2 separate regions of the Homo sapiens genome follow, and region 1 is linked to region 2. Evidence: read pairs that join two places in POLR2A ChIA-PET (ENCODE). Cell type or tissue: GM12878. All regions are shown on one strand. Links, peaks and the distances in the headings refer to the core of each region. The heading gives the core; the rest is flanking DNA.

The links. Peaks named below come from ENCODE experiments on the same cell type or tissue, not always from the same donor. Only the 100,000 strongest peaks of a DNase experiment are listed, where the experiment ranks them.
Region 1: POLR2A ChIA-PET joins it to region 2 with 11 read pairs; 12 of 35 experiments call an interaction of 5 or more read pairs at or near these places.

What each region holds. Positions count from the first base shown.
Region 1 is chr2:64,095,609-64,105,429 of GRCh38, forward strand. PELI1 (pellino E3 ubiquitin protein ligase 1) reads right to left here. Exons shown (of 7, transcript NM_020651.4): 3 at 9,093-9,222; 4 at 4,790-4,891; 5 at 805-1,002; 6 at 517-705. Among named protein-coding and RNA genes, the nearest start is that of PELI1, 44 kb to the right of the region's middle. RefSeq lists a silencer at 9,403-9,603. In GM12878, for the core only: no CTCF peak of the experiment used is centred there; a DNase peak (open chromatin) is centred at 5,794; H3K4me3 peaks cover 1,053 bases; H3K27ac peaks cover 3,332 bases.
Region 2 is chr2:64,208,857-64,218,677 of GRCh38, forward strand. No RefSeq gene overlaps it. Among named protein-coding and RNA genes, the nearest start is that of LINC00309, 8.3 kb to the left of the region's middle. In GM12878, for the core only: a CTCF peak has its summit at 8,550; DNase peaks (open chromatin) are centred at 4,245, 5,155 and 5,895; H3K4me3 peaks cover 986 bases; H3K27ac peaks cover 4,012 bases.

The sequences.
Region 1 (9,821 bases), core at 884-8,883, 110 kb before region 2:
GCTTAGGTTTTAAAATATATTAACATGATATGACAGAAGAATGAACTTCCAGAGTTTACTAAAATGCTCTTGTTGCCCAGGCTGGAGTGCAATGGCGCAATCTTGGCTCACCGCAACCTCTGCCTGCCAGGTTCAAGCTATTCTCCTGCCTCAGCCTCCCGAGTAGCTGGGATTACAGGCATGCGCCACCATGCCTGGCTTATTTTGTATTTTTAGTAGAGACAGGGTTTCTCCATGTGGCTCAGGCTGGTCTCGAACTCCTGATCTCAGGTGATCCATCTGCCTCGGCCTTCCAAAGTGCTGGGATTACAGGTGTGAGCCACCGCGCCCGGCTACTAAACGAAATATTAAAGAGACTGTCCTCTAGTATAGAATTTGGTAGTCAGTGTTTGATAGACTTAGTATTCTGTGTTGGCAATAGATTTAAGAGTTTTCTGGAATGTATGTAATGCATTCAGTTCTACTCATCCTATGTGTTTATTGTAGCTAATTAAGAAAATACCATTCAGTATTTACCATTTTTCCTCTCTGCTGAGCCGATCTGGTTTCACGTAGGCTAAATACATTTCCACACACCGATATTTCTCTCCATATTCCAGGCTTGGAGTCTTCTGTGAACCCATTGCGTGGATGCATCACAAGAACACCATTAGTGGTCAAGCCATCCATCTGTCCATCTGATGTCTTCCATTTGGCAGCCTTCTCCTAGTAGAAATAATAGCAGTGAGCTTCCAACTTGTAACTTGTAACTTGGAATGAAAGCTAGTATAAAAGAAAGCATCATTTAGAAAAAAAGCTTTTTACCCCAAGAAAGATGTTTTTTGATGAGTCAAATCCTGCAGCATAAATCCGTGCTGTAAAGGGAGGATTCCGTTCACATATGATTCTGCAGGCAAATCTTGATATAGTGCTTTGTACTGACTGTGTATCAGAATTACTTTGACTTCCAGGAACCGTGTCAGTTACTACAAAATCAATGGGGCTTTCAGTCGACCGGCCAATCTGAGGGAAAAAAAAAAATACCTATAAACCCATTCAAAGAGCACAGTGGAAAATCCATTCAAGAAGGGCACAATAAGGAGAGAACATTAGGTCTCTGAAATTTCTAAAGTTGAAGTTTACCATACTTAACGCTGGGGGCATCTATACTCTTGAAAACTAATCAGTCAGACTGTCTCTGATGAAGTAATCACTTAGAGCATGGAATTAAATGAGAACTTACAATAATATACGAAACCCTTAGGGAATGAAGAATTCAGGAACGGCTGAGATTTCTAGATGGCTGCAGATTTTAATTTTAACCCTTTTGGATGGAAATATGTGTATCATGTAGTTTTTTTCTCTTTAGAGATATTTAAAGAGATATTCTACCTTATTTAACAGAATATAGTGAACATATATAAGTAAATCTTTTAGGATGACTGCAGAACATTACACTATAAATACCACTTACGTTAAGCTGAAATGCAGTGATGTCTTCAGGTGCTACAAGAGGTATACAAGGCTGCTGGTCCTTATGTCAAGGGCTTACACAGCCTTGCTTTGAGGTCTTATGTATACTTCATATATTTTCTTGTTTCTTTTCTGTCAGGTTGTCAGCTATCACTCCTTGTTTTTGGTCATGCTTGTTTCCAGCAACAAGCCCCTCTTTTAACTGGCTACTCTTACTCTGTTATGGGTTGAGAAATCAAATAACCTATTTCAGAGAAAAGTATTTCAAAAGGTTCTGGTGAGAGCCTAAGGGATCCTCTAGGGAGAATAGAAAAGGAATTTCACTACATCAACTTTGTGGCATTTATTTTATATATATACTCTTCCTGGTTCTTAGGGATATTTCAGAGAGACAAGGTTCCCAGATAAGAGTTCTGGATGAGTGAGGTGTCAGAGATTTAAAAATATCTTCAGAGGTACTAGCTAGTAAATAAGTTAATTTCATTTTGAAAGTTGAAAGAAAAAAGGAAATCAATGGGGAGATGACAAAAGTGACAAGTGTCACGGGGCTTTAAAGCAAACATTTGGAAATTATCAGTTCATGAATGTATTTGTTATAAAGTAGTACCATAAAATTGAAGAATGTGGGTACTGAGAAAAAATACTGACCCTCTACAAAGATAAAGACTCTTAAAAGTCATTCTTTACATATTTTAGCCTCAAGTTCCTCATATCGGCACACTTTCAGATAAACCTCTTTAGTGTTTTTGTCCAACTGTCAAGTATAAAGTCTTTTTATTTAGATTGGATAGTTTTAGAGGGAAACTAGTTAACAAATATAAGATTGGATATTCCTTTTCTTTATTCTTAAAAATAAAGATACCTTAAATGGCCTCAGATCTTTGAAACAAAAAATATTCCCCCAAATAAAAAGGCTCTTTAAAAGCTAAAAGATATAGGCCAAGGATTGAACTAATATTCAGAATCAACAGAAGTAGCACTTATTTGGAAAGAGACTGTTCCAGAGAGCTGACATTTCAACTGGGTCTTGGAAGAGAATATTTAAGACACTGAAGCAATATTTGTAATGACAATGAGAAGGAAGAAACTTAAGTATCTATAAAGAGAAAAAAACCACCATGAATGTGATCAGATGCCAAAATATGATTGTTAATAATTCTTCCCCTGCTATTATTAGCATTAAAAATACAGCTCTTTTGTTACTCTCCCTTACCCTCATGAGAAAACTCAATGGTTCCTTATAGCTTATCCAAAATTTGTAGTTTATTATTTCTGATAATAGTTAGAAACTGACTCAAGATTTGCCTCCCATCTACCAATCCAGCCGAATTTCCTGCTATTTGTGTATACAAGCTACAACAGCTTATTCGTCAATCTTTCACCACACTGTGTACTACTTCTTTGCTTCTTTGCCATCTCTTTTGCTAGAATGCTTTTCTACCGGTTGCTGGCAAAAATCCTACTTAACCTGATAAAAAGATCTACATGAAAAGGCACCAGTGTAAAGTCTTTTCTCCATCCTTCTTCAACACAATCAATGTGCTTAAGATTTACAGGGTCAGTACAGCACCTAGGCATGTAATCAGCTTGTAATGTCTCCCTTATGTACTTCATAGTGACAAACAAGGCATAGAGTTGGAGTTGGAATATCTGATGACTTGAACAATAAATGTTCTTGTTCAGTTTACAGGGTAGACAATCCTAGAATGTTTCCAGTACAATTCCTCAAAGACTGGCTAGTTTATCAAGGTAGTTTCTGATACATCACAGTCTTTTTGATGCAGAAATGTTTGGATTTTCCAAAGGTATAATACCTGTAGAAAGGGCATAATCAGTTTATGATACTGGGGAAAATTCTCTACTTTATGAAAAAGACAAAACCCAAACTGTTAAAACTTATTCAAGGGCCTTCATTAGATGGTGAAGACATTGTTTCAGAATTCAGGATGCCTGGTTTAATTTCAGTTTTGCCCCCAAGTAACTCTATCATCTTTAACTCACAAGATTTCAGTTAACCTCATCTACAAAAGATAAGCGGTAAACAAATAAATATAACGTACTTTCTGAAGCTAAAATTCTAGCCTGTGACCAAATATCTTGGAGATACACACACACACACACACACACACACACACACACACATATATATTTATCTATATTTTATTAAAGAGACGAAGTCTCACTATGTTGCCCAGGCTGGCCTCAAGCTATCCTCCCACCTCAGCCCCCTGAGTAACTGAGACTACAGGCCTAGTAGCATCTTGATTTTAAAAAAAAGCTAAGCTCATTCATTTTCACTGCTTGTCAGTGAAACAAAATGTGAAAAATCATCCTAAAGCTTTGTGTTCGGTTTTTCTTGGATCTAAACATTAATCTTCCTTAAAGATCTTATTTATTTTTGGTAAAAGTGAGGAAAACATAATAAATGCCCACATTCTAATATTAACTAGAGAAAAGAAATTCAGTATCTCATCTCATTAAAAGGGTTGGGCAGAGGGAGTGGCTTCAAAGAAATATTTCACTATTGACTGAAATTAAATATATTTCCAGGTCTTTTCACTTTTATTTGCCTTGTAAAATAAAGAAAAATGGAAGTCAATGTGACAATAATTATAAAAGCAACATTATCAGGCAATTTATGTTGTACTTAAGTTTGTTTTTAAAAAGCCTAAGCTTCAGAGAGCTCAATATTAAGGGAGAAGATCAAGGATTCTATTTACATCTTTGGAACTGACTGTCCTAAAATCTATCAGTTTATAAAATATCAGCACTGGATTGGTACAAAAAGTAAGAGAAAAATACTTTTATTGCATGAGTAGCATTGACCAAATACATGCTGAGAAAAAGGTTTGATTTCACATAGATAATACAAATAGTTAGCAAGTGCCTGGATTGTTTATTGTCTAGAGAGGAAGGTGGGAGGTAGTGGTAGAAAAAGTCATAAATGTATGCAGAGTATTTACTGTTTTCTTTTTTGGATAATAGCTACTATTCACTAAGTGTTTTTACTAAGTGCCTGGCACAGTGCTGAGTACTCTACATGTACTAGATCATTTAAGCCTCTTAACAGTCATAGGGGAGAGTCTATTATCTGCACTTTACAGAGGAGGAAACTGAGGCATATAATGGTTATGTAATATTTACCAGTAATTCTTATTCTGGAGCCCATCTCAACCATGCTAGATTGACTTCTATTTATAAGGGTTAGCAATCAATCTATATTTTAATAAAATACAATATAAAAATCTGATAATCCTCTGACCTCAGCAAAAGTCACCAACAATAGATTTTTAACTTTTTCGTTTCTTAAGAAAAAAAATTTAAGATGTTGTAATACCTGAAACATATCGGTGTTGCTGTCATGAGTATATTCAACCACCACAGTCTGGGCCCGAGATAAAGTATATGATATGCTATGCTGGTCTTTGTTGCTTATTGCCTAAGAATGAAAAAGTTAATAGCAAAAATTAGTAGGCAGGTCAATCCAATCAGATAATCTTTTCATTAAAAAAAGGGAAAACTATTTATCAAATACATGACATATTTATACATTTTCCCCCTGAAATTTAGAGAGGTTAATAACTCCTGTCAGCTGTGACAGTAGTTTCTCGGGTTGAATGGGGTACTGAAGAATATTTAGAAGCAGTTACAGAATAAAAACATAACTTTCTTTCTTTTTTTTTAAAGACAGAGTCTTGCTCTGTTGCCTAGGCTGGAGTGCAGTGGTGCAATCTCGGTTCACTGCAACCGCCGCCTCCCAGGTTCAAGTGGTTCTCCTACCTCAGCCTCCCAAGCAGCTGGGACTACAGGTGCACGCTGCCACGCCTGGCTAATTTTTTTTGTATTTTTAGTAGAGACGGCATTTCACCATGTTGCCCAGGCTGGTCTTGAACTCCTGAGCTAAGGCAATCCGCCTGCCTCAGCCTCCCAAAGTGCTAGGATTATAGGCGTGAGCCACTGCGCCCGGCCCATAATTTTCTTTTATCAAACCACTAGACTCCCTTATTAAGTATTTTAAATTATAATCAAAACCAAATCCCACATAAAAACAGAAAACAATAGTACTGCTCTGATAAGAAAATCTTGCAAAATAAGAGGAATCTTATTTTTGAAGTCATTCAGAGAGCTATAAAGTTCACTCATAAGCCAAGTTAACTGGTTTTCTAACCATTTTGTGACTCTACAGATGACAAATGTTGGCCATATGCTGGGTGAGATACAGAAAAATGCATTTGGGATTTGGTCCCAGGAGATAAAAGAAAAAAATTTAAAAAAAAAAAACAAAAGAAACATTCATAGAATGATTAAACATTACCAAAGGAAAGGGATGTAATGCTTATGACTGTACTTCTGATTTATCTCAAACTAAAAACATTGCTAAAAAGAACTTTTCAGTTTTGTTTTCAAGTGTTTTCTATGTATATGAGTTGAAGATAATATCAAAGGAGGGGAAAAATCTAGTCATCACACAAAGGAAGTAGAAATGGGCTGCATAAAACAGACACAAAGAAGAGAATAATTATATACAGCAAAGAAGCTAAATGAAAAAATCCTTCTTAATTAGAAGTTTGGCATCATAAGCTTTTACTTGGTTTCAATTTGCAACTAATCTGTAATAGATAAAGCCTTAAAACAACAGCTTTAAGACTGTCAAATTTCCAAATATACAAAGAGAATACAGAAATACCCTATTTCCAAATATAGAAGAGATTATACTAACGACTCAGCTTTATCAAAGCTTAATACTGCCACTTTTGCTTCTGATTTTTTTTTTTTTTTTTTTTGGAGACAGAGTCTCGCTCTGTCGCCTAGGTTGCAGTGCAGTGGTGCTATCTCGGCTCACTGTAACCTCCGCCTCCCAGGTTCAAGTGATTCTCCTGCTTCAGCCTCCTGAGTAGCTGGGATTACAGGTGCATGCCACCACGCCCGGCTAATTTTTTATTTTTAGTAGAGACGGGGTTTTGCCATGTTGGCCAGGCTGGTCTCGAACTCCTGACCTCGTGATCCACCCACCTCGGCCTCCCAAAGTGCTGGGATTACAGGCGTGAGCCATTGTGCCTGGCCTGCGTCTGATTTTTTTAAGGAATTAAACTACAGATACAATTGAGGCTGCCTACATGTCTCTCCCAGTTCCCTTTTCTCTACAGAGGTATCCAACCTCAAGAATGCAGTGTAGATCATTTACATGCATGTTTTACATATTTCTTTCTACACATTTAGGTATTCATATATACTATATAATTGTTTTACAAGTTTTAAACATATATATACATATATATATACACACGCACACACACATATACATATATATATGTTTAAGAGACCAGGTTTCGCTATGTGGCAGAGGCTGAAGTGCAGTGGCTATTTACAGGCAGGAAAATGGCACACTACAGCTTTAAACTCCTGTGCTCAAGTGATCTTCCTGCCTCTGCCTCCCAAGGAGCTGGGACTAACAGGCATGTGCCACTGTGCCCCGTTAAACAGCTCACTTTTCAATGAAACAATTACTCAGTATTTTGAAAATTAATTCTTAGTGGCTAAAGAGATTTTAAAACATTGGTTTTTATGTGCTTTGAAATTGTAATCTTTGTTTGTTAGTTATTAAACCTACTCTAAGACTGAGAATAAAAACTATGTCAAGTTACGTTTGAGTCTCACTGGCCTAGAACGCAGGGTTTTAACTACTCATCCCAGATGACTGCCAGACTAAATGCTTAATTTTCATCATGACCTCACAAATACATTCCTCCAAAATTTAAAGAGGAGGAGTCAATCTTTTTTTTTTTTTTTTTTTTAAACTGAGACAGGGTCTCACTCTGTCACTCAGGCTGCAGTACAGTGGCATGATCTCAGCTCACTGCAGCCTCTGCCTCCCGGGCTCAAGTGATCCTCCCACTTCAGCCTGCCAAGTAGCTGGGACTTCGGGGCATGCCACCACGCTTGGCTAATTTTTTGTATTTTTGGTGGAGATGGAGTTTCACCATGTTGCCCAGGCTGGTCTCGAACTCCCGAGCTCAAGTGATCCGCCCACCTTGGCCTCTCAAGTGCTGGGATTATAGGTGTGAGCTACCGCACCCAGCCAAGAGTCAATCTGTGATCCCTAAGATTCTTATTGCCTAGTAAAGATGAAAGATGAAAAAGAGATAACAATGAAAACATGAGGGCATGGCAGAGTAAAATAGGAAGAAAAGTACAGAATATGGTATTACAGAGGCAGGGATTAGAAATATTTTCCCTGATAGTGGTTTTCAACCAGAGGTAGTATTAGCAGTCTAAGGGGCATCTGAAAATATGCTGTGCATTTTTTGGCTGTTACGAGGATTTGCAGGCTCAAATGGCATTTTGTGGGTGAAGGACCTATAAATGTCCTGTAGTATGTGGGAAAGTACTGAACAATGAAAAAGTGGCATACCCAAAATGTCAAGAGCACTCCGGGGGGAGCTACTGTAAGAAGCTCCTCAGATTCAATCAATCTGAGGTTTACTTCCACCACCTGCTTAGTATATTCCTTCTCGCCAAAGGAGCAAAAAGAAACTGTCCCTTTTCTGCACCAACTGGCTCCCAAATAGTAACAGAGGAGTCCTAGTCAAGGCCTAAGGATTCTTTCACAAATCAAACTGGATATAAAACAAAGCTGAAAAGCCAATTACCTTCAGACACTGAAGCTGCAACCTAAAACCACATCATATGCCAATTTTTCTGTCTCTTGTTTATTTAATTTACAAAGATATGCTTCAGATGGTATAATATTAATGTACATCCTAGGGCTACTTAGCTAAAGATACAGGTACTTCCAGGAGTCAAAGAACTCTTTCTAATTTTTCTTATTTGCTCATTACAATATTAAATTCTTTGTAACACAAAGTCAGTGTTATAAAATTGGAGGCAGATGAATTCACAGAAAATATAAAGATGTGAAATTCCCCCTCCTTGTCTGTCACTCTAGGAAAAGCCCAAGTATCCTGAAATGGTGGTCCAGCTTCTGGAAATTTTGTTAGAAGAATACAAGGGGGCTAGAAGCATGAAATAGGCTAGGGGGTTGAGAAGTTATATTGTAGATGCAGTTGGATATTGCCTTCATAGCTTTGATTCAACTTAATAATTATTGAGGTCTACTTTGTGCAAGGTACTATGCTCAAATATATGAAGTTATAAACCAAAAATGAATACAACCAATACAAAGAATCTTAAGTAAAGACCCTTAGTTTAAAAATTACCTCATCCAAATGTGCTTCTAATACCTGAATACACATATTATACATCACATTCTTCATCCAGTCCAGGGAGACCCCTCTAGTAACAGAGTGGGAACTTCCCACTTCTCAGGGCAGACAGCTGCATAATTCTAAGTACTAGATAAAGCCCTGTCCCCCATCCCACCTCTTTTAATAAGGAAACAGAGTGTTTCCTTCTAATTTCCACCCACTGATCCTGGTTTGTCATTTTTTTTTTAAAAGTCCAATTCCCCTTCCATATGGCAGCTCTTCAAATACCATGTCTCCAAAGTCTCTTCTCCAATCCAAACAAAAGGCAATTTCTGAAATAGAAATGTAAGGGGAATGCTAGAGAATACAAACAACACATAAAAGTCTTTCAAATTCTCCAAGTTAATTTATGTAGCTTTTTTTTTTTTTTTTTACCTTTGCAGCCTGAGGAGTACAAGCAATATGCACAGTGCTGGGCTTCACCCCATTTGCCTTAGGTCTTTTAAACAAAGCAAACCTACTTTTCCTCCTTCCTCTATCGCCATTTGGGAGAGACCCATTATACCTGATGGGGGAAAAAAAGTATAGGTGATCTCTTGCAAGAACTGCACAATTATAAAACAAATGTTTGACTTTGCCTTGCAGAATCAATTCCCAATTAATTATCTATTAACACATTATAATTATTTAAAATTCCTTTGAGCAACTGTTGATCTCCATACCAGGTGCCAGTGTGTGAAACAAAATGAGATTCTTTTTCTGGCTTCATTCCAAGTCACAGAGAACCTTTTGGATTATACACAGATTCGTGTTATCTCTATTTTTTTCCTTCCCTCTTTTATGGAAGATAATTAAGAGCTGATTAATGGCATGTCTGACTCCTTATGACTCATTCTGTTTTTTTAAGGTGAACTGTTTGCATGTGCTAATACAACCTTTAAAAAGTACAGTATGTATTGTTTAAAACACAATCTCCTTTAATTGTGAACCAAACACTTTAAATAGCTGAACTTTTGAAGTAAGGAATTTTTAGATTTGTTAAGTCTTAGCTACCTGAATGTACAAATGCACTCTCATTATGTTAGCAGAACCTGTCCAACAGACATGTTTGCTAAGTAGTAAACATACTTTTGTTGTTCAGATCTTATGACCATTTCTCCATAA
Region 2 (9,821 bases), core at 1,245-9,244:
TTCTGCTATATTATATTACAATTGGAATGTTGCTAACACAGACATAAGTTTCACACAGAGATTAGCAATACATTCTTTTCCATAGTATATTAAACATAATTTCAACATTTATTCTTGCACAAGGAAACTACTTATACAGCTAGGTGAGGAATGATCTGTGTCAGTGAAAGGCATAAGATAGAACATGTTCTTTTTACTTAGAGATGATCTTTACTATGATTGTGGGTGCAATAAATGTTATCTCTTTTGGAGGATATTTTCAGAGCTATTTAAATTAAATCAGATTTTTAAAATGCAAGTTTCAGGATATTACCAGTGATTTAGATACCATGATATGGCTTAGGTATAGTTTGAATAAAGAGCAAAATAGCAAAAAATTCCTGCTGTTCTCACCTCTCCAAAAAAGAAAAGTCTTAAAAACAAACAAACACACATGCACCTTTGGGTTTGAAGTTAGCCTTTGTTATTAGCACAAAACACCAAAATTACAGTCAAAATTAGTCACTGGAGTTATATCTGACTTTTAAGACATGCTTCCTCCTCTGTCTTTATCTTCCTCACACCCACAGCACCCACATACCAACTCACTGCCTTTCCCCATCGTACAGTATTATTGGAAGTAAGACATTGGATGCTAAGAGCTGCAAGGTCTTGGGTATAAGTGGCAAAGGTTGCTGTGCTTATGCTTCACAAGGTGCTCTTGCTGAGATAAATGGTAGCATTTTGAGAAGGATGGGAGTGAAGATCCTAAAACATATATCAATTTGAGAAGGCCTCTTTTGCTCTTTTCTTTCTTTCTCTTTCTTTCTTTCTTTCTTTCTTTCTTTCTTTCTTTCTTTCTTTCTTTCTTTCTTTCTTTCTTTCGTTCTTTCTTTCTTTCTTTCTTTTTCTTTCCTTCCTTCCTTCTTTCTTTTTCTTCTTTCTTTCTTTTTCTTTCTTTCTCTCTCTCTCTCTTCTTTTCTTTCTTCTTTCTTTTTTTCCGAGATGAAATCTCGATCTGTCACCCAGGCTGGAGTCCAGTGGCATTCTCAGCTCACTGCAACCTCCACCTTCCAGGTTCAAGCGATTCTCCTGACTCAGCCTCCCGAGTAGCTGGGATTACAGGCGCATGCCAAGACGCCTGGCTAATTTTTGTGTTTTTAGTAGAGACAAGGTTTCACCATGTTGGCCAGGCTGGTCTCAAACTCCTGACCTCAAGTGATCTGCCCTCCTCGGCCTCCCAAAGTGTTGGGATTACAGGCGTGAGCCACTGTGTCTGGCCTGCACAGTTTCTTCTATAATGGAGATGATATTATAATCTCTAAAAAGACCTTGTACAGAAAAGAAAATTCATAGTTTGTTAATTCCATTGTAAATTGTTAATTTTCCAATAATGTTCTAGTAATTACATAGTATTTAGTAGACACTTATTAGACATGTTTGCCTGTCTGAAAAAATAGGACATTCATTTAGCAAGTATTAATTTTACATACTAATGCCTAACAAAAACACTTAAGAAAAATGGGGCTACAGCCCCAATTCTTTGCATCTCCTTTTGAAAGCAGAATTTTTCTAAATGGTTATCGATATTTGCTGCCTCTAATTTCTCTCTTTTTATCACCTCTTAATCTTTCTTCAGACAAGTTTTTCTCCCATGAATCCTCTACTGAAGCTTGTCTTTTCAAAGTCACCAATGACTTACACTTTTCTTTTGTTTTTTTGAGACAGATTCTCATTCTGTCACCCAGGCTGGACTGCAGTGGCACGATCTCGGCTCACTGCAACTTCCACCTCCCGGGTTCAGGTGATTCTCCTGCCTCAGCCTCCCAAGAAGCTCGGATTACAGGCATGCGCCACCACGCCCAGCTAATTTTTGTATGTTTTTGTAGACAGGGTTTCACCATATTGGCCAGGCTGGTCTCAAACTCCTGGCCTCAAGCAATCTGCCTACCTTGGCCTCCCAAAGGGCTGGGAGTTCAGGTGTGAGCCACTGTGCCTGGCCTGACCTACACTTTTCTAAGCCCATTGCTCGCTTCTCAGGCAACATCTGAGGTGTGTGTCAGTAGCATCCGACACAGTGATGACTGACTTGTCTCTGAAACAGCTTCTTTACTTGGCTTCCAGCACACACCCTTTCTTTATTTTCCTCCTCCTCACTTCCTTCTGAGACTCCTTTGCTGGTCCCGCCTTTTCCCTCTGACCTCATAATCTTAGTCCTGTTCTCTTCCTTACTCACCTTCTTGGTGATCTCACCTGGTTTCATAGCCTTAAATATCATCAGAAGCTGCCAAATGTGCACCTCCAGCTCAGATTTCTCTCCTGAACTCCAGAGCTTTATCCAGCTGCCTGCTTCATATATCAAACTTAACAAGTCCAAACTTGGACTTCTGTTCTTCCCTTTGAAGTTGGCTCCACTCCCAGTCTGCACCCCATCCGTCGATGGTGACTCTATTCAAAACCTTTCGAGTCTTTCTGGACTCCTCTTTCTTTTTTTCTTTTTTCACATCCGAATCTTGTTGGCTTCCTCTTCAAAATATATCCCACATCCAACCACTTCTCACTACCTCCGCTGCTACCAATCTGTTCCAAGCCATTGTCATCTCTCTCTTGGATGATCACATTCACTTCCTCACAAGTCTCTCCACTTCTACCCTTGCCACACTGTGGGATTTGGTCAGAGAGATGCTTCAGATGTGTAGGTTCATCGTATCACGCCTCTGCTGGAAAACTCACAATAGTGCCCTCTTTCATTCAGAGTAAATACAAGTCCTTACAAAGGCCTACACCACTCAGATGACCAACTCTTCATTACCTCTTTGGCTTCATCTCCTGCTAACCTCACCTTCACTCATTCCATGCCAGCCACACTGGTCTCCTGACTGTTCCTCAAACACTCCAGCTATGTCTGTTCCTCAAATGCCCCAGCTATGTCTGTTCCCTCAGACGGGGATACTTTCCCCCACAGCACATGACCCACCCCTCATCCTCATCACCTGTTCACTCAGTTCTCACCTTCTCAGCAAGGCCTCCCCTGCTGCCTAGCTGAAACTGAACTTGCCTTCCCTCTCCACAGCTGGCACTCCTGATGCCTTACCCTGGTCTAACATTTCCTTTTCCCAAAGCATTTATCGCATGTAATATCCTACTGAAATTACTTACTTATTGTGTTTATAGTTTGTTTTATGTCTTCTACCTAGAATGTAACCTCTATAAAGACAGAGATCTTTTGTTGTTGTTGTTCACTGATGTATTCTAAGCACCAGATCAATGTCTGCCACATGGTAGGAAATCAGTAAATATGCTTGAATAAATGAAAGTTCAGAACTTCAGAGACAGGAACGACAAAAATGAGAAAAGTCTATAAAAATCATATCTGTGGGCCCAGCATGCGGGCTCATGCCTATAATCCCTGTGCTTTGGGAGCCCGAGACAGGAAGATTGCTTGAGTCCAGGAATTTGAGACCAGCCTGGGCAACATAGTGAGACCTCATCTCTACCAAAAAATAAAATTAAATTAAAATAAAATAAATTAAAATACAAAAGTTAGCTGGGCTTTGTGGCATAGCATTGTAGTCTTAGCTACTTGAGAGGCTGAGGTGGTAGGATTGCTTAAGCCCAGGAGTTTGTGGTTAGAGGGAACTATGATTGTGTCACTGTACTCCAGCCTGAGCAACAGCAAGAACTTGTGTCAAAAAAACCGCACTCCCCCCAAAAAAAAACAAAACAAAACACATCATATCTGTGTTGATTCAGTGAATTTAAAAGGAATTTTTTCACTTACTTCCTGATAACAGAAATAAGCATATGACTTTGCAAATTTACATATTAAAAGCACCCATGACAGTTTATTCACTTCAACTGTTGTTTTTGAAGAACTCAATAAGTGCCTTTTCTTTTCAACCCTTCTTTTTTTTTTTTTTTTTTTTTTTGATAAGCCTCCTTTTAAATACTCAAACCATCTGGGTATTTGTACTCTGAAGGCATCAGAAAGGCATGTAGCTAAAGCATAGAACTGATCAGGTTTCATGGTCAAAACGACACCTCAACATTTATTCTGTATCTTTGAAGGACAATACCCATAGCTCCCATCTGGAGAGTACTCACAGTGTTCATAGCACTGGGTAGAGGGCTTGAATTCCTATCACCTGTGTTTTCAGCTGAAAACAAGTGGGATTCTGACTCACAAGTTGGCTTGTGGGTAAAACCATTGACTACAGTTGGTCCGGGTCTGATGACCACTGTAGCTGTTACAAGTTTGTACTAATGCTTCTCTTTTTGAGACATTTCAAGTACTTTTCTCAGTATTATGAGGTAGATTACATGTACGAATGACTCAACATTTCTGAGGCTGCTTAAGAGTGTTTTCTGGTAAGCCTAGCCACTACATCATAGGTGCATGGTAAATGACAACATGGTTTGTATAGAGGTTAAAAAGGGCCATTCATCTCACTGCCCTCATTGGAAGGCCTAAAATAGTCCAAGATATTTTATTCTGTGGTTTTCACCTATGCCCTTTTCCCTTGTCCCAGGAAGACTTAAGTGGATTTGCTGTAATAACTGTGTTATGCTATGATAGATAGAATCTGTGTTATGATTAAATAGTTGACGTCTGTTTATAAAAAGTAACTTTTACAATTTATAATGGAGGTTATATTACTTAAAGTAGTTTTATTTGAAGAAATAAAAATTCATCACTCAATTTCAATACTAGGGCTTGAGATTACTGTTGTATTTTTAAATTCAAACCATTAGATGAATATAATTATAGGAATATGATAACATTGTAGGAATTTGGGGAAGTTTTAAAAATTACCCATAATTTCATCTAACCATTATGATCATTTGTACATATTTCCTGTCAGTCATTTCCTAAATGCATGCTGCTTATTCCTATAACTGAAACTAATACCAGTATCACTGGATGGTAAGTTCTTTGAGAATGGGGCCCCTTTCTGATGATTCTGTGTATACCCGTAGTTTAACACAGAGCCCAGTAGAGGCAGATGCTAGAAAAATTATTGCAAAAGAATGGATTAATAAGCAGATCTGCTGAGGATCTAAAACTTAATTAAGTACAACCAATGCTGGATTGATTATTTTGTTGATTCACAAGAAGAGGCCAAAGTCCCAACCCTCAGCAAAGATCAGCCATTCTATGACCTCCTCTTCTGCTCAGATCTCTAGGGGCAGCACGGGAGAGGAAGGGGACAGTCAAATGGTGATGTGTTACTCTCCTGCTTTGCTCGAAAACGATAGCAGTAATTTCTCTTACTTCTCCATTCCTTGTCTGCAGATCACCTGGCCCTAGAATGGCCTTATATCTCTGAGATACAGACTGACGCTAATAAATGAGTTGCTGATCCTAAAATAAAAGTGGAAATCAGGTTTGGAGTTTGATGTAAAAGCTGGAGAGGCACAGGTTTGTTGCTCATTTAGATTACAAATGTCATCGAAAATAGAAACCAAAAAGGTTAGGTAATTTCTAAATTAATCACTCTTAGAATAATTACCATGTCACAGCATCTGTGTGCTTTGGTAGAATTTGAATAACACTTTTTTGCTCAGAATAATGTTCTATTCTTGTCACCAAATAATACTTGACGTCTGTGCTCTTGTACTCCCGAACTGCAGGAAGGGTGTTGCCCTGAACAGCTGACACACCCTCAGCAATGAAGCTTAGTTTTGCTGGAACTTTTCAGGTACTAAAAAAAATCCCTTTCTCTACTCCCCATTCATTCACAGGCATGAGACTGGAGCTTTATTATTTTTTCTAAATCTAAATTGACTGAGTCAGGCTTGTAGTAGTCACCACTAAGAACAGACCACAGTAGCATGGAGAATATTACTTGAATCTTCTTTCCATCGGAAACTGGCTGTGAAAAGAGTAGGCCCATTAATCATAATTTGAAAAAGCAAGTTACAAAGGCTTGCTTTGTAACTTGTAAAGCCTCCTTTGATGAAGGCTTTACAAGCTGTCATTGCAGTAAGCAGAACTGAAACACTTTTTTTTTTCGTTGAGCAAACACACCTGGTCATTTTGGACATTTCCATTTTGATAGCTTAATGGGTGGGAGAAGATTCCTGGGCTTAAAAAATAACTTTTCAGCATTTCATGTTTCTAAGACTGAGACTGAATTAAAGGAATGTTAATCTGTCTCCTTTTATACCACAAACCTACAGAATTTACACAGAGTTTTGTCAAAAGTGACATGAACTGGTTGTCACTGTCTGGCAGATAGCTCCTCACTATGACACAAAATTGCCTTTATTTGAAGGCCACACATGACATAAGTAAACAATGGCAGTGTTTTGTATATTTTTTCTGTTACTTTAATGTATTTCAATTTCAATTATGTGGGTATAAAACATGAGTTGTATTTTTAAACTCTGTTACTTGATGATGACTACTCTTTTTCTTTCTGTATTAAAAAGAAACTCTTTTAACTGTGGTCACCATTCAGTGCAATGTATTGTATATTTCAAAATTGCTAAAAGAATAGCTTTCTAACATCCTCACCACAAAAAAATTGGTAAGTTGATGAGGTGATGGATATGTTAATTAGCTTGATTGACTCTTTCTACAATGTATTCATAGATCAAACAATCACATTGTACCCCATAAATATACACAATTTTTGTCAATTAAAAATAAATAAGAAACTATTCTAGCTTAAGAGCCTTATGTATTCTAAAAATGAACAATCAAAATGCAGAGACTGCTATTGGTCCCCTAATATGTGTTCTTTTCTTCCATAGTGATAGAACCCCTGATTTTTTTCTTTTTTTTTGTCGAGACGGAGTCTCGCTCTGTCGCCCAGGCTGGAGTGCAGTGGCGCTATCTCGGTTCACTGCAAGCTCCGCCTCCTGGGTTCACGCCATTCTCCTGCCTCAGCCTCCTGAGTAGCTGGGACTACAGGTGCCCGCCACCAGGCCCAGCTAATTTTTTGTATTTTTAGTAGGGATGGGGTTTCACCATGTTAGCCAGGATGGTCTCGATCTCCTGACCTCGTGATCTGCCCGCCTCGGCCTCCCAAAGTGCTGGGATTACAGGCGTGAGCCACTGTGCCCGGCCGAACCCCTGAGTTTTAAGCTAGGCATGTAGCTGTTCAGAAAAAAAAAAAGCAGCTGTTTTCCAATTTCCCTTGCAAAGTACTAATGGAAGTATATGGCAACTTCTCTGTCCTGTTGCCTCCAATATGGACATGCAAGCAGGAGCTCTGGCTGCCATCTTGGACCATGAAGACAAGGGTAACAGTGCAGATGAGTGGACAGAAATGTAATAAGCTTGTCTACCTCTGCAGCTTTGTATGAAAGATAAACTGTCTTGTTTAAATGACTGTTCTTTTGTGTCTATGTTTCTCAAAATGAAAAATAATCTTAATGTATACAATCACGAATAATGGAAAAGATAGATTTTATCTGACATGAAGAAACCAACATACTGTAGCAGACACCTATTGGCTTATCTGCCAACACTCTTTTTCAGAATTAACTGACTCTGTACTAGTGTCTAGGTGGTTATAGTGGGAGTTTCCAAACTCAAGAACATGACCCCATTTTTGGTTAAAGGATAATCTTGACCCTGGCTGGGCCAGTCAAAATCTTTCCCCAGGTACTTGAAAATAAGACGGAGAAAAAGAGAGCTTAGTTTTTTTGAGCCGTAAGACTGTAATAGTAAATATCTGAGCTATTGGTAGCTGTATTTGCCACCATGTTGGGAGAAGTAGCAGAAACCAGGTTGTGATATAAAAAAAAAAAATGAATCAGAGTCGAAGAGAGAAGCAAAGATTTAGAGACAGAAGAGAGAAACCATTCCTAGGTTCCTCCATAGTCCTCCAGTGCCTGGTTGTGTGGGAACTGTTGCTCACTTAACTTAACAATCACTCTTCATTTCTTTTTTGAGGCAGAGTCTCGCTCTGTCACCCAGGCTGGAATGCAATGGCATGCTCTCGGCTCACTGCAACCTCTGCCTCCCAGGTTCAAGCCACTCTCCTTCCTCAGCCTCCCAAGTAGCTGAGATTACAAATGTGCACCACCATACCCAGCTAATTTTTGTATTTTTAGTAGAGACGGGGTTTCACCATGTTGGCCAGGCTGATCTCAAACTCCTGGTCTCAAGTGATCTGCCTGTCTCAGCCTCCCAAAGTGCTGGGATTCCAGGTGTGAGCCACCATGCCCGGCCCACTCTTCATTTCTTAATGTTGATGTTTTTCTGGATCCATCCATCCTTAGAGAGGGTTGCAGACTGGTCCAAGACACTATGTGCATGGCAATGCCCTGGCAACTGTATTGATCCAGTGATGGACATGTGACCTAAATTGGCCCAATCATCTGATTGAAGATTTGTATTCCATTCCTAGGGGAGAAATTAGTCTTATGCTGGACGTGAACAAGGAAGTGCATAGTTCTGATTGCCATTGTCAGCTTTCTTGCCATCATGAACGTGACCATGCTTGTTTGAGGGCAACACTGAAGATGGCAGCAAGAATTCTAAAAAGCCTGGACCTCTGATGGCAGTTTTGAGTCCACCTTGGCACTCAAGCCAATATATTAGATAGTAAATGACCCATTATAGAAGCCAGGGGTCGCCAAACTTTATCTGTAAGGGCCAGAGAGTAAATATTTTAAGATTGCTGGCCGTAAGGTCTTTGTCACAACTAGTCAAGTCCTCTGTTTTGCTCTAAAGCAGTACTAGACAATACATATATGAATGGATGTGAATGTGTCCCAGTAAAACAAGTAGCTAATCTACAGGCTATCATTTGCCAACCCGTGTTATAAGCCAGTTTAAGTCTGAGTTTTCATGACTTGTTGCCAAAACTAGCAGATACGATACACTGGTTCTTGCTCATTTTCGGGGTCCGGCTGCATCTAGCTCTTAGAGTATATGAGGAACTCCAGTGTTCACGGCTGCTGGGCAAGATATTTAACAAAGAGTAGAGCATAAACACCAACCAACCATAAACATGTAGGATAACCATGCTGGGGTGAATCAGCTAAATATCACTCTGCTGTTATCCCTCCAACAAGTCCTCTTTGTTAGTTAAACTAGTCAGAGTTTATTTCTGTTATTTTTAAACAAAGGCATCCTTCCCTGTTCTTTTTAGATTTTCTTTTTGGGTACTACTTTAATCATTTCACTTATTTTTTTGGTTAAAATGCTGATCAGTTTTATATCTTTCTTCTTTTGGGTTCTCCATTTCTTTAGTTCAGTAATTTCAAGGCCAGGATGGCATTACTGATTCTTTTTAAAAACGGGTATCTGGGCCAGGTGTGGTGGCTCACACCTATGATCCCAGAACTCTGGGAGGCTGAGGTGGAAAGATGACTTAAGGCCAGGAGTTTGAGACCAGCCTGAACAACACAGTGAAACCCCATCTCTACAAAAAAAAAATTTTTTTTAATTACCTAGGCATGATGGTACACACCTGTAGTCCCAGCTTTTCAGGAGGCTGACACACGAGGATCACTTGAGCACAGGAGTTGGAGGCTACAGTGAGCCATGATTGTGTCACTGCACTCCAGCCTGGGCAACAGAGTGAGACCCTGTCTCAACAACAACAATAACAAAATGGGTATGTGAAAACTTTTCCCGATAATGAATCTCTGCAGACCTTATGATCAAAAACACAAGCTACCACTTGACAGGATGAGGTGTGAGCATAACATACCAGAAAGATTTTAGCATACATGCCACAGTTCAGAAATCCAATGTGTTTTGTGAAATGAAGTCACAACTGGGACTCATATCCCAGTAATGCTGCCATTTCTCAAAATATCTTTAGAATTCCTCCAATCTCCTCACTTTATTTTAACATCTGATATTGATAAAGATATATCAC